5 separate regions of the Homo sapiens genome follow, and all the other regions are linked to region 2. The links are chromatin contacts, found by Hi-C or POLR2A ChIA-PET in ENCODE. All regions are on one chromosome and are shown on one strand. Each heading gives the region's core, a stretch centred on a gene start or an enhancer-like site at or near the end of the contact. The rest is flanking DNA. Distances are from core to core; before and after follow the strand shown. Region 1 holds the start of SLC35B4 (solute carrier family 35 member B4). Region 2 overlaps EXOC4 (exocyst complex component 4). Region 3 has its middle 39 kb from the start of SLC35B4. Region 4 overlaps EXOC4 (exocyst complex component 4). Region 5 overlaps EXOC4 (exocyst complex component 4).

The links. Hi-C counts contacts between places; a loop is a spot of excess contacts on that map. ChIA-PET counts read pairs that join two places held with the same protein, here RNA polymerase II (POLR2A). Pooled maps may share reads with other maps.
Region 1: a loop to region 2 is called in a pooled map, with 2.8 times the contacts of the local background. The contact joins the promoter of SLC35B4 here to the enhancer-like site in region 2. A Hi-C loop is called at or near these places in 3 of 168 maps with a recorded cell type or tissue (HCT116, K562 and OCI-LY7), 11 of 37 single-sample maps with no recorded cell type and 12 of 50 pooled maps. POLR2A ChIA-PET finds 5 or more read pairs at or near these places in 2 of 52 experiments (BJ and activated CD4-positive, alpha-beta T cell).
Region 3: a loop to region 2 is called in a pooled map, with 6 times the contacts of the local background. The contact joins two enhancer-like sites. A Hi-C loop is called at or near these places in 1 of 168 maps with a recorded cell type or tissue (mammary epithelial cell) and 5 of 50 pooled maps. POLR2A ChIA-PET finds 5 or more read pairs at or near these places in 1 of 52 experiments (AG04450).
Region 4: a map of mammary epithelial cell shows a loop between it and region 2 (23-fold over the local background). The contact joins two enhancer-like sites. A Hi-C loop is called at or near these places in 3 of 168 maps with a recorded cell type or tissue (IMR-90, MCF 10A and mammary epithelial cell), 1 of 37 single-sample maps with no recorded cell type and 5 of 50 pooled maps. POLR2A ChIA-PET finds 5 or more read pairs at or near these places in 3 of 52 experiments (BJ, CD4-positive, alpha-beta T cell and MCF 10A).
Region 5: a map of endothelial cell of umbilical vein shows a loop between it and region 2 (4-fold over the local background). The contact joins two enhancer-like sites. A Hi-C loop is called at or near these places in 3 of 168 maps with a recorded cell type or tissue (IMR-90, MCF 10A and endothelial cell of umbilical vein) and 5 of 50 pooled maps. POLR2A ChIA-PET finds 5 or more read pairs at or near these places in 1 of 52 experiments (A673).

Annotation. Positions count from the first base shown.
Region 1 is chr7:134,315,680-134,318,379 of GRCh38, reverse strand. SLC35B4 (solute carrier family 35 member B4) reads left to right here and starts at 1,450. Exons shown (of 10, transcript NM_032826.5): 1 at 1,450-1,705. The coding sequence starts at 1,629. RefSeq lists an enhancer at 930-1,659 and a silencer at 1,740-1,909.
Region 2 is chr7:133,851,735-133,854,434 of GRCh38, reverse strand. The region is part of intron 11 of EXOC4 (exocyst complex component 4); the gene reads right to left. Among named protein-coding and RNA genes, the nearest start is that of LRGUK, 270 kb to the left of the region's middle. Within about 2 kb of position 1,299, at least 3 of the 41 ENCODE cell types and tissues checked have a DNase peak (open chromatin) inside an H3K27ac peak, as active enhancers do; they include mammary epithelial cell, where a contact is called at or near this core.
Region 3 is chr7:134,354,919-134,357,618 of GRCh38, reverse strand. No RefSeq gene overlaps it. Among named protein-coding and RNA genes, the nearest start is that of SLC35B4, 39 kb to the right of the region's middle. Within about 2 kb of position 1,383, at least 5 of the 41 ENCODE cell types and tissues checked have a DNase peak (open chromatin) inside an H3K27ac peak, as active enhancers do.
Region 4 is chr7:133,434,750-133,437,449 of GRCh38, reverse strand. All of the region lies in intron 7 of EXOC4 (exocyst complex component 4), which reads right to left. Among named protein-coding and RNA genes, the nearest start is that of MIR6133, 150 kb to the right of the region's middle. Within about 2 kb of position 1,254, at least 4 of the 41 ENCODE cell types and tissues checked have a DNase peak (open chromatin) inside an H3K27ac peak, as active enhancers do; they include mammary epithelial cell, where a contact is called at or near this core.
Region 5 is chr7:133,364,795-133,367,494 of GRCh38, reverse strand. All of the region lies in intron 6 of EXOC4 (exocyst complex component 4), which reads right to left. Among named protein-coding and RNA genes, the nearest start is that of MIR6133, 75 kb to the right of the region's middle. Within about 2 kb of position 1,399, at least 4 of the 41 ENCODE cell types and tissues checked have a DNase peak (open chromatin) inside an H3K27ac peak, as active enhancers do.

The sequences.
Region 1 (2,700 bases), core at 201-2,700, 460 kb before region 2:
TCAAGACGGGTGCTCATTAAATACTGAATTTCACAGGTAGTAGGCTTTCTATTTATGTTAGTTCTTCTTCCTACTCACCTTTTTAAGGCAGCAGTTCTCAAATTCTAGAATGCATTAGAATTAGAACGTGGAGTGCTTGTTAAAAATACAAGTTTCTAGAACCCATACACAAGGATTTTGACTTGGTAGGTCTAAAGCGAGACCCAATAATCTGCACTCGATAACGAGTACTTCAGATGATTCCAATGTGATCTCCCAGTCACGGACTGGGAAAAAAGCATTCCAAACTATTTTGTAGATCTCGAGAAAGACTTCAGAATGTTCGTGTCTCACAGGAAATAGCAAAAACAATATAGCATTCCAAAATCCTACCTAGCTTTGTACCGTGTACTTTGCTATTGCTGTTGGATTCAATTACAACGGAAATATTTGATGTGGTAAAATACTGAGCAGTGATGCTAACCTTTTATAGTAGACACTGGGAAGCAGAAAGGAAGTGTAAACACGTTTCCCTTAAAAACTAGTCTTGCTGGGTGGATAAAGTGTGCATACCTATTTTACAAATAAAGAATAGTGCCGCACTAGCTTATGTACGTAATATGTGCTTAACAAACATTTGTTCATTGAGTAAGTAAGAGTCAAGTCGAATGGCTCAGATTGTAAGTGCTATGAGAATTCCACTGTAAGAAGAGGGAAGTATGCCTTCTTTTCACCATTAAAGATCTGATTGCTGATATTGGCATTTTTGCCAGTAGAAGAGCCTGGACGTTGGCAGTTTTCAAAGCCCCCAGGTGATTTGACTGCGCAGCTAAGTTTGAGAACCACGGAGGTAAAGGAAGGGAGTACCTTAAAGAGCTAGGATTAGGGATAATATCAATAGATCACCTTTAAGGCTGCACCTCAGCCTAATTAAATCAGAATCGCTGGGGGTGGGACTTGGCTATCAGTCATCTTTAAAGCTCTCCAAGTGATTCCAATGTACAGACGTGGTTGAGAGCCATTGCTTTACTTGAATTCTCAGTGGTTCTTAATCCTGGCAGCATAATAGAGTCACCAAAGATACATATATATATATCAGTTCAGGAAGCAGAGTTGTTTCAGATGCTAGAACACCTCCAACGAGCAGTCACAGCTCTGTAGTTCTAGTGCCGCCGCTGCCAGCAAGTTTGTTGTGACCCTGGCGGCCGAGTTACTTTCAGCGCTCTGGGCGGTCTCGCAAGAAACACTGACGCTTTGGGACTTCATTTCCCAGCAAGACCCGCGGCCGCCTATCGCGCGAGTCATGCCGGGCACCTCGTCCCCCTGTCCTCTCTGGCGGAGCTGCCTGGCGGAAGCGGGAACGTCGCATCCTGAGGTAAAGGTGCACGGCATCCTGGGACATGTAGTCTGGCCGGGGCTCGGACGCCCCCTCGGATGAATGGGACCGAAGCTGACTGCGAACTACAGCTTCTTGGCAGCGTCGGTGTTGGCCGCGGGAGAAGGGGAGACCGCGGCGGCCCCCAGTGAGAGCGGCTTTCCAGGACGGTGCGATGTGCTGCGCAGCGAAGAGGCAGGAGGCCGGCTTCCTGGGGTAGCGGTACAGGCGGGCGCTTACTCTGTGCGCTTGCTTCCCCAACCCTGCACCGGCCATGCGCCCGGCCTTGGCGGTGGGCCTGGTGTTCGCAGGCTGCTGCAGTAACGTGATCTTCCTAGAGCTCCTGGCCCGGTGAGTGACCCGCTCGGGCCGCACCCGGTCTCCCGGGGCGGGGCGGAGGAAGCCAGAGGAGAGGTCCCCCCGGGACGCGCCCACGCCCTGTCCCCACCCCGCCGCCCACGGAGCCCGGGGCAGGACGGCCTGAGCCCCCCAGCAATCCGTCCTGTCTGGGCAGCCTGGGACCCCGCTGAGTCCGCTGCTTCCCAAAACTGCGCACCGGCGGCAGTCCCGCCTAACAGTTTCAAAGCATTCCTGCGAGGGGAAGACTCAGGGTGTTGCTGTCGTCACCCCTTTTCCACACTCGGGGGGTATTGAAGTCTGAAGAGTTTTTCACATGACCAGTCCAAGGTCGGCAGAGAGCTAGTGTCAGAACCAAGGTTCCTTCACCAAACCACTCTCTCTTCCTTCCCATCCAACTCTAGCTCTTTTTTCGATCCTGTTAAATGGCACAGGCTGGACTTGAGCAAAGGTTTTTGACTTGTAAAGCAGTCTGACTTTGTACATACTGCAAAGAAAGTTTTATTTTTATTACGGCATCCTGCAAAGCATTTGCTTTATTGGCCTTGGAAATGGTTATGAGTACTTTGCCCAAACATACATAAATGATGCGGTAGAACAGATTTTTATGTAGAAGATCAGTCCACGTGACCCGAGAGTGCTCTTTGAGGTGGCTTGCAAAAAGACAAAAAAAAAAGCAAGTAGAAGATTGGTCCAAGTGACCTGAGAGGGCTCTTTGAGGTCACTTTGAATGTGCAAAGTTCAGTGGATAGAAGCTATAACAGAAGAGACAACAGGTGGTGTGGAAAAGCCTCCAGGACTAAAAAGCTGGGTTGTGAATTTCACTCTTGGCTCCGTCGTCCACTGGCTGTGTAGCCCTTCAAGTCACTTAGCCTCTCTTGGGCTCCTTTTCCTGGCAGTAAAACAATACCTATAGTGTTCTCTAGCTCGTGTTTCTGAATCTATACATTACAAGTTGAGTATCCTTCATTTGAAATGCTTGGGAACGG
Region 2 (2,700 bases), core at 50-2,549:
TGTGTGTGTGTGTGTGTGTGTGTGTGCTCTTTCAACAACTGAGCCCAGTTGAGAAGAATGCTAAAGAAAATTCCCTAGGAATCGGAGGACCAATAAGAGGTGGCAAGCATGTGCAAGAGAACACCATCCTTGGTCTCGAAGGTATGGCCCTCCATCAGTCCCCAGAGTCCGTCATTCCCAGCTCTACCCCAGCCTCACCCTGAGGAACAGGGAGCTGGACAGCTCGTGTCTGCAGAGGCATGTGTAAAGTGATGCTACTGATGTGTTATTATAAGGCCTCTCCCCACAGCCAAATGGGCTGGACCTTTTGACACACTCCCTCTCTCCCTGTGCACACTGATGCCCTGATGAGGCAGGTGCCTGCCAGTTCCTGGTTGAGGTTGTTTCCTCTGGGCACCACATCCACTTGGAGGTTAAACACTGCCTCCAGAGGGCAAATGGAAACAGTCAATGTTTTTGACTCACCCCGCCCCCTAGGGACTATAAACTGCTGAAACCTTGTTCGTGAATACTCTGTGCCCACAAATATGCCAGCCAAAGAATGCACCTAGAATGAGGGCACAGCACAAACAGGCTGCTCGGCTTACAGGAACCAGCAAGTTCTTCTCGGGTTTAATCTGTCCAGAAGAGGGGGGAAATGTCTCTAGAATAGGATCACTATAGAGACATTCCTCAGAGATGAATACAAACATGAGCATGGGGAAGGGCTCAATAAACACTGGCTAACTGTATCACACTGAAGCAGGACGTCTCCCCACTGGCAATGGTTGGGAATGGTTTCCCAGTTCTCAGGTGTGCCTAAGCTACTTAGATATTAGGGCAAAGAAAGATTTTCTTTCCCTATAAAATAGATAGAGGTGGCGATAGTCAAAAACTGATGAGATACTGACAATACGAATATTGAAACCAGGTGCAGTGGTGCATGCCTGTAGTCTCAGCTACTCAAGAAGTTGAGGTGGGAGGATTGCTTGAGCCTACAAGTTCAAGACCAGCCTGGGCAACATAATGAGACCCTCTCTCCATGACTCTAAAAAGTTGTGTGTGTGTGTGTGTGTGTGTGTGTGTGTGTGTGTGTGTGTGTGTGTGTGTTAAAGAGAGAGAGAGAGAGAGACAGAAAGAGAGGGAGAGAGAAAGAGAGGGCGAGGGACAGACAAACAGAAAGAAACAAAGAAAGAAACAGATGGTAACAGAGCCCAGCCAACTACATGAAGCAGGTATTCCATCTAGTGAATAAGCACATAGTTACCCTCCATGTCATGCTAAAGAATGGCATTGTTCCAAAGAAGCTGGAGACGACCTCGATTGCTTAAACCACAGTCAAAATGCACTTAACTGGTACTTCTCTACCTTAGGCTACAGCCATTTACTGGATTCTGAACATTAGGAGCAAAAAGACAGGTAATTGACTAAATCCGGCTTCCAGTAACTTACTCCATGTCAGATTCTGCCAGGCCTTCAAGGAATACTTGACAGCAGAGATGCCCGATTGTGCATTTATTTATTGTTTTGTTTTTTGTTACTCTTTGGTCCCTAGATCATTGTGAAAGTAAGCAATAAATGTGCTTTGTGTGAATTTTAAGGATGGATTTTAAGTGGCAGCAAATGTTGCTATTCCTTTCCCTTAGAAAAAAATGTTTTTTATCAAACAAGACTCTATAAGCTTTTACTTGTTCCCCAATCTCCACCCCAAGGACAGGAGTCAGGAAAATGCTATGCTTATTTTTTTAAAAGCGGGGGAAAGGATTTTAGAAACTATTGATTAAACTTCAATCATCCCTTGGGTTATGAATATTTAGACAAAGAAATGTTAACTAAGAGCCATTATACATTCACCTAGATATTATGCTAATTTTCTTTTCTTTTCCTACAGGATTAGCAGACTAAGAGACCTATATGTGTTGAATTATCTCATGGGCTATCCTTGCAGTAAAAATATGAGGAAATGAAAATTCATGTAGTCAAATATTAGCAGGTGGTTGAAAAGCTATCCTGAGAAAAGGTCGCTTAATGGATTCTTTCAACTAAAGGGATACTTGTAACAGACTATAGTCCTTAGAAATGACCTATATATGTAATCCCAGCTACTCGGGAGGCTGAGGCAGGAGAATGGCTTGAACCCGGGAGGCAGAGGTTGAGGTGAGCAGAGATTGCACCACTGCATTCCAGCCTGGGTGACAGAGCAAGACTCCGTCTCAAAAAAAAAAAAAAATGCTCTATACAATGACTTTATTGCCAACTTTGAATAAAAAATTTATTTATTAAACTTAAAACCCAAAAGCTGAGACTGCTTTAGTATTACTAACGACAAAGTCAGGATTCAACATTATTCTAATAAGGCTTGAGAACAAAATTATAAAATTTAAGAGCAACAAATGTTTTTCACTGAGATTCCAAATTACTGGTTTTGTCAAGATTATAAGAAAATTTTAAAAGATCTGGGTATTTTAATTTGCCAAAAATAAGTTTGTATGAGAAGTTTGACTAGGTTCTTAGAAAAACAATGGCGACAACCAAAAATCCTGGGCTGGACTAACAGCAGTATAATGTAGTATGATGACTCGTGGGAAGATCAAATCAACTGGAATGAACTGTTGAAGTTTGTGACACTCTCCTGCTTAAAATCTTCCAATGGCCACCTACTATGCTTACAAACTATACTTACCTGAGCCATGGTAACACAGCTATGATGCCTTAAATACG
Region 3 (2,700 bases), core at 134-2,633, 500 kb before region 2:
GTTTACACACCCTGATAACCATTGGAGAACAAGTATTTGATGCTATGGTTAAGCATCAAACTGTGTGCCTGAAGAGTCAAACCAAGTGGGAGGTAGGAGAATCGCTTGAACCTGGGAGGCGGAAGTTGCAGTGAGCCAAGGTTGTGCCATTGCACTCCAGCCTGGGCAACAAGAGCGCAACTCCGTCTCGGGGAAAAAAGAAATGTCAAATCAGCTGGGGTGAGACCACCGTCCTCTGATGAATGAGGACACTGACCTATAGGGATTGTCCTTACTTCAAACATGTGCAGGCTTGGAGTACCCCTGGCACCTAAATGGATTAAAAATACATTTGTCTCTCAAAAATGTATGGGCATATGTCAAATTAGCAGCATTCTTACTGCCAAGCAAATTTGCTAGGTCTATTTTTGAGTTGTAACACTTTGGCAATTAAAGTTATTCAGAACTCTTTTAAACTCTGGGAAACCTTGAAACTGTAAATGAAATGTTGTACGCATTGTTGTTTTTTAAGTTTCAACTATCAAAACTCAACAAACTTTAATGAATTTCTGAAAGCATCGCTATGAAGGTGAGAATGGGGAGACACCATTACCACTGGATCCATTTTGTACAAGTGGGTCTATTCCCAGCTGTGTATGATCGTTATGTAATTGGCATCCGTTGAGTGTGTGCAGTCCAGATGGGCCTGTGGAAAATAGTGTGCAAGCACCTGTCACTAGTCATCATAGGCAGGCTCTGTTAAGCTCAGATCTGAAGGCATTGGTCTGTCTCACCAGGTCTACGCTCTGCTATTCAAAGAAGCTTATAGCAGCTTCAGTGATTATATCAACTTCCCGTTTAATGTAGGAAGAGAGTAGATCCACCTAGTCTTATCACTTCCAAGGGTAAATATTACGTTGTTGGTGACAATAAAATTGGCAAAATGAATGTCCTCTTAGATGGCAGATGTTATCAAGATAGCTAGCTGCCCAGGGCTGGGCGTGGTGACTCACACCTGTAATCCCAGCACTTTGGGAGACTGAGGCGGGTGGATCACTTGAGGCCAGGAGCTCTAGACCAGTCTGGCCAACATGGCGAAACCCCATCTCTATAAAACATACAAAAATTAGCACAGCGTGGTGGTGCACACCTGTAATACCAGCTACCTGGGAGGCTGAGGCAGGAGAATCACTTGAACCCGGGAGGCGGAGGTTGCAGTGAGGTGAGATTGTGCCACTGCACTCCAGCCTGGGGGACATAGTAAGACTCCATCTAAAAAAAAAAAAAAAAAGCTGCTCAGTCACTCCCGTAAAAGCTGCCAGCCAGGATTCCTGCTCCCCTTCTCTTCTGTGCCAACAGCTTCATCGGGAAGTTGGCCACAGGGCCCTCTTCACAGCCTGTCTTATCCTAAGAGTGCAGCTTGGCCCAGGGCTCATTGTCTGCCAGATTTACTTTGCCCTCAACTTCCTACAGTCAAAAAAGAACTGCTCGGGCCAAACTGCTTCCTGGCAAATAAAGAAGCAAAGTCCACACGAGGAGTCTTTCTGGACCTTGTGACGTTTTTGTGTTTTGTGTTTTTGTGGTAATGTGGCATTGGAATGTTTAGCAATATGCCATTGTGCAACCTTCCAAACCCCACTGGGCATATGATCAGCAAAACACCAAAATTATTTTAATGCATAATCCTTGGTTCACTCTGTTGATTATTTAACTTTACCTGGGGTTGTTTGTTAACTTGGAAGAGGGTAATTACATGCATTCTACATTCCAGGGAACTGAACACTGTACCTTACCCAATACACAACAGGTGCATAATATAAGTTACATTAAATTCCCGTTGGGTTTTAAGTCAGCACATACTACATTAATGAATGTGAGTTGATTATACAATCCCCCCATGGGGTGGGCACCCTGAGAATGTTTCTTGTGATGTTAGAGTTTGGATATAAACAAAATCTTACTGATGTATTGTCCTTGAATGAACAGCCTCCATTTAAGCATGCGGGAGGGAGTTTGAAGGTGATCAGCAGAGATTCATATTGATGAAAGAAAGGAAATCATTTGAATTTAACATGGCAATTCCGGAAAAGTATTCCCATGTATGTGGGGCTGTCCTGGTCCTAGCATACCCTGGAACAAGTAGCTTCAGGGTGCATCCAGAGAAACCATAGAGCAGCTATAGCATCGAGCACATAAACCTTGAATATCATCTACCTGTACACTGCAAGAGGCAGCAGCTCAGGGAGCAGAGACCTCTGAGGCCCCCCGTGGTCATTCCTGTGATCGACACAAAGATGTGCCACAAGGTCAAGGAAGGACTTGTAGCCCAGCCCTGGGAAGTGTGGTCAGCAGACAGCCTCTAGCTGTCCGCAACTTCAAGGTCAGCCTCAGCTGTAGAGAGCTGCTCCCTCGCTGGAGGTCACAATTTCCCAGGGCAGCTGTGCCTGGTGGCTGAGCAGGGCCAGGATACAAGGCCAGCTATCATGGTGCAGCCCTAGCTCCATGGCTCTCCCGAGTGGCCTGGGTTTTCTGAGGCCAGCATCATCTAGGTTCAGCTCCTTCCTCTGCCCAGTACCCCTCCTTCTTTTTACGGAGGTTAATTCCTAATACACATTTGAAGCCCAGACTCTTATCTCAGCCACTGCTTCCAGAGAAGCCAGCCTGGGCAGTTGCACTCCCTGCCAGCAGCACCTCCCCTTGACAGCATTCTAGGGGGCATGA
Region 4 (2,700 bases), core at 5-2,504, 420 kb after region 2:
AGCAAATAGTAAGTGATCACCAGATAATCGAAAATGGGAAAAGACCATGAGCTAGAAAATGAATGCCACCAAACTTTTCCATTTCTTCTGAACAGAAAATTGTACCACAGGGAGCTTACAGTCCATTTTTTTCTCTCATAAATAATAGCAAAAGGTAAAATACTTAAACATCTGGTGGATAATCATAAGCCATAATCAGAATAAAAATCTAAAAACTCTAGTAACACAAATATAGTAAATTTGAGAAACTATAAGAGAAAAAAAGTAGAACACAAATATTAATTTGGGCAAATATTTTCAGTACTTTCTTTAAAATGAAATCCTCTAACATGTTTGGATAACACGCAAAATTTAAAAAGAAATCAAAAAATTTTAAAATGAGCCTTTACTATGACCATAATATATCTTAATGAATCATGGAAGTTTCTCCCATCCTCACACACTCCCACACAAACCCATCCATAGTCACTCAGATGTATTTTTTTTTTATCAGTTCATCCTCAATTTATAGACAGGGCAAACAGGTAAATTTATATAAAATTATATGCCTCCAGGAAATTGACACTAAGCTCATGGGAAAAGATCATAAGTTACTCTAAAGTAATTATCCACACAAGCAAAACAGAAGAAATGCATTTCCTACAAGCTAAAATAAAGGGGGAGGGTATGAAGATTTCATTTTTGGAGTTTTTTTGCATAGAACACAGTGCATTCCATATAGTGCACATTAATAACCATACACTGATTAAATCAAATTGAAAGCCACTGGCTCGTACACACGAAGGGTATGTGATGATACTTAAAGAGGCTGATTATTTCATAGGTCTGTCTTATTTCTTTGATCAGGTCCCCAAAACTGAAGTCTATGGTTCTAGGCTTTAGTAAAGAAGTATTATGCCAGTAGAGTATCCCATAAGATATGGATAATATTAGGGTTTTTTTTTTTTTTAACACCACACTGCCTTCACTCAGGAAAAGAGAGACAAAAAAGAGAAAAAGAGAAAGGTTCTAATTACTGGAAAGGAAGTTAGTTTCATCATTTATTAGTTTTGATGCCAAATGAAGAGGAAAGGAGAAAGCTATCTCAAAAAGAATATCATTTATATGAGTAATGATAGCTCTGGCCTAAAGAGGACAGTCAAATTCTAGATCTTCTCAGTCAGAGGGCAGAGCTCAGGGCACATAGGAGGGCAAGTACAGACATAGCAGCTGAAGAAGTCAGAAGGCAGTACAAGGAAGGCCCACGCCACTCTGGGTTTGATACAGTTCATATCGTTAGTTTGCATGGATGCCAAGAAAAACATCTTTCAAAAACAAGCCGGCTGATGCAAGATCACCAATTTCTTGAAATGAATAGCAAGAGCAAATTCTATCTCCTTTAAAAAAACAAAAAAAAAAAAACACTGAGATAATTCAAATTCTTTCCCCCTGCCCTTCCTTATGTGGCTCTAAGGAATAAAGGACAAGTAAGAACAAATTAAGAGGAAAAAAGAAACTAACCAAATATTTAATCACAAAAAATAAAAGAAAAAACCCACTTGCTTCAGTATCAAAAGAAACATATTCATTCACTTATCCATTCAGCACAATCTAGGTGGCAAAATAAACGGCAAAAACTTTACCCTCAACCTAGATACTTCTAGAAATTAACAGATCACTAGATAACGGAGCATTTTTCCCAGAAATGGATCTTCATGGAATAGCTAAAACTTAAGTAACACAAATACAGATGGATGGGACTAGGATAGAGAATTCTACAATAAAGGTGTTTTAGGTATCATTTGACTGCCATTGTTAACAGAAGAATACCTAATTTACCTGGCAGCCTGGACCACTAAGAATAGCAGAAACTAAGGAAGAGAGAATTAAGAAAAAAGGGACATTTCCAGGGGCAAAATGTCCTTATGTTATACAATCCATAGCTGAGAATTCATGTGCATGATGCCACAGAGTGCTTTCTGGTCGCTTATTCTACACACAATTCTAACCACCTTGGTTCTCTGCCTTTGCAGCTTATACCACAATAGTTGAGCAACTTAGCAAGAGGAGCTTGTCTGAAACAGACACGATCAATAGCTAGACATGATAACCTACCCCCAAAAAGCAAGGAAAAAAAAGACAGAGGGTATGAAGAGTGAACAAGTATGATTTTTTTTTTAATGGAAGTCTGGGACTGGTTCAGCACGATGGAACGTTGTCCGTGCCTTCACATGTGACAAGATGACCTCTGACGTATCACAATACATTCAATAAAGGGTAGTGTGCAAAAGTGCAACCAAAGCATCGATTAACCAGGTTCAAAATGACAGTCCTTCAGTCACCAGAAAAAGTCTGAATGTGCTCAGTATATTGTGACAAAAGGACCAAATCTGAGAAATGTATTTTATAAAATTTCCATTAAAGATGTTAAAATACAATCTTTAATGCTAAAAGGGGAGAGACTATTTTCTGGAAAATTAAGCCACACTGAAAATCAGATTCCTAGATGGTGCTAAATAAATTAGGCATCACCAGTCTTCTTTTTAAAGAGAATATCACACAATAGTTAGGAGTTTACTTACAATAAAGCAATCGGTCTCTATCAGAACAAAGATAGCCATTGAAGACAAAAAAGAGGAAGGATAAAGCTTTAATTACAAAAACAAAGAGACATATGGATTTATCTATTATGACAGCACAATCCTGAGGTCTGTATAAAAG
Region 5 (2,700 bases), core at 150-2,649, 490 kb after region 2:
CCTACTAAAACAGCTGTTGCTAAAAGTCCCAAATAATTATTTTGCTCCATCCAAGAAACCCACTTTGGCCTCTAATCAAATAGCCGCGGCACTTGTTTCTACTGCCCACTTGTGCCTCCTTGAAACACTGTCTTCCACTGGCTCCACAACCCTCCACTCTTCTGCTTTCCTGCCACCTCTCCAGTTATTCCTTCTCAGGAACCTCATCCTCAGCCTGTTCCTTAAATGCGGTAAACTCTTCTCAACCCCCTCATACTCTCTCTAGCTGAGCTCATTTGCCCCTAATCTTCAATTATCTACCTGCTATCAACTCACACACATATCCCTTAGCCAGATTACTCCCCTGAGCTGTAGACCGCTAACTTAATATGACTTAAATGGAACTCATCATATTCTTCCCCAAATCTACTTCTTCATGTTCTCTACATCAGTAAATGGTAATGCTTGCCCCAGCAAAAAATCCTTACCTCCCCTCCTCCCTCATACCCAAGCCATCACCAAGTCTCTTTACTGCTACCTCTTTACTCTCTCTCAAATAGGCCTCCTTCACTCCATTGCCACGGTTACCTTGCTCATGCCGGCCATGTTGCCTTTTGCCAGGATTATTAAAACTGTCTTCAAACTAGTCTCTCCTTCCCTCCAGTCCTTTCCTCTTCCCCTCTACTGTAAGCTCACTGTGGGTATGAGTTTCTGATTTATTACTGTATTCCAATATTTGGCATGACACTGATTGGCAAAATAGCATATGATAGGCAATAAATATTTGTTGATAAAGGAATGAAAAAGTGGGCTCCAGCAAAATGGGAGAGAGGCCTGATTACAGATAAGAGGTGGTAAGAAAGTAAGTGTTATAGATTATAACCTCCTGATTTTAGAAGCCCACAATAAAAAATATTTCACACAAAACCATGCTCTCAAAAAGGTAACCTTACCAAGCTAAACATGAGAACATGAAGTACAGTTACGAACTGAAAGATACAAACTTTAAGAGCCAACTTTAATAATATGGCAATAAAATCTATTTTATATTTAAAAAACAGAAAAGTAACAGGATGAAGAAAGTGTTTATTCTTTAAACACACTTCTAATTACCCAGCAGGTTTTAAAACCAGACTTCCTAGAGAAGTAAAATGTTACTTATTCTCCCAGATCATCTATTAACTTCCAGCCCCAAGTGATCCCTAGGTATCTCATCTTCAAGTGCTACCATGAAAAAAGGCAGAAGGCTAAGAAGAGGCACATATTAAGGAACAGTCACAGTTGCAGAAGGCAAGAAGCATCAACAGTGTAAAGCTACATCATCAAGCTGTGAAAAATGCTCAATATTTAAGGTGAGATAAGACTATCTGAATCTAAATTTAACATCCAGGGAACCTTGAATTAGTCATTTGGCTGGAAAACCCACGTTTGCAGCCAAGAAGCTGCCTTACTTGGTCACGAAGCAAAGACACACACAAGATAGAAGAATTAGTTCTGTTCTATTACTTGTCTGCTGAGACTTTAATATCAGGGTTATGCTTTTCCCCACTGACAAAAGCAATAACCATAGAATGTTTATTTCCCTACGATTATGCTCTAAAAGGTAAGAAAGTAGTGAACTCAGAGCGTAGACTTTATATAAAAACTTTATAATTTTATAAAAAGAAACGTATAATTAGATAAAAATGGTCTTTGTTTTACCTGCCCATATCTCTCATACACATTTCCTTAATAAGCCTGGCTGAGCTACTATTTTTCATTTCAAATAGGACATGGAGCCCATTTAATCTTCAAGGTTATCTAATACCTACTTCTAAGGGATAGAAATACGTTTTACCACTTATTAATAAGTCTTCATGTAAAAAGGGGTTACTATTTAAAGAGTGCTGACTAATTCTCCATCTGCTCTATGAAAAGAGCAAGAAAAAATTAGTAGTAATATAGAATGAAACACAGTAAAAATAACAAGAATACTGAAGTGGGGCCTGGTGCTAGTCACTTCCTTCCTGTGTTACTCCCTCCTTGTCAAGTCAGGTTTCTGAGTTCTGGAGAGATGACCTCAAACGTCTAATCCTGATGTATGCCAAATTTGTGGCTAAAATTAGAAAATAAACCCAGGCCCTATTTCTTTGAATTAAAGTATCAGTATCATTCTTTTGAAATCCTTTCCCCCATTCCAAAAATAACATTTCATCATAGTGGAATATTAGAAAAATGATCCATAAATCCACTTCCCAGGGATAACAAAAGTTAAGATTTTAGGTGCATATTCTTAGTGCTTTGTTGTTCTTAGTACAAGTGCTTTGTTGTTCTTAGTACTATATTGTTCCTAGTACAAGAATGCCCCTAGAGGAATTGTTTAGATAATAAAATTTGATTCTCAAGTGACCTAATTAAAATCCAGGCACTCTGTGGCTGCTTTTCACGCTTCTCAACATGTCCAGCTATCTCTGAGGCCTGCCACTGACCACAGTGTGAGGTATGGGCAGGAAAATGGATATTTAGTACAGATATCGTCCTTCTGAGGACAAACAAAATCAGGCCCATGACATGGGTTGGAAACATCATGTTTATATAAGCCAGAAAGCAAACTTACATGGTGGAAAAAGACTACTTCTAATCTTAATTGCACCACGAACAAGCTTTGTGAACTGTCAAATTATTTCAGCTTTCACATTTCTCTGGGTAAATCTGGGATTAATAATAATGCCCCTGCCTGTG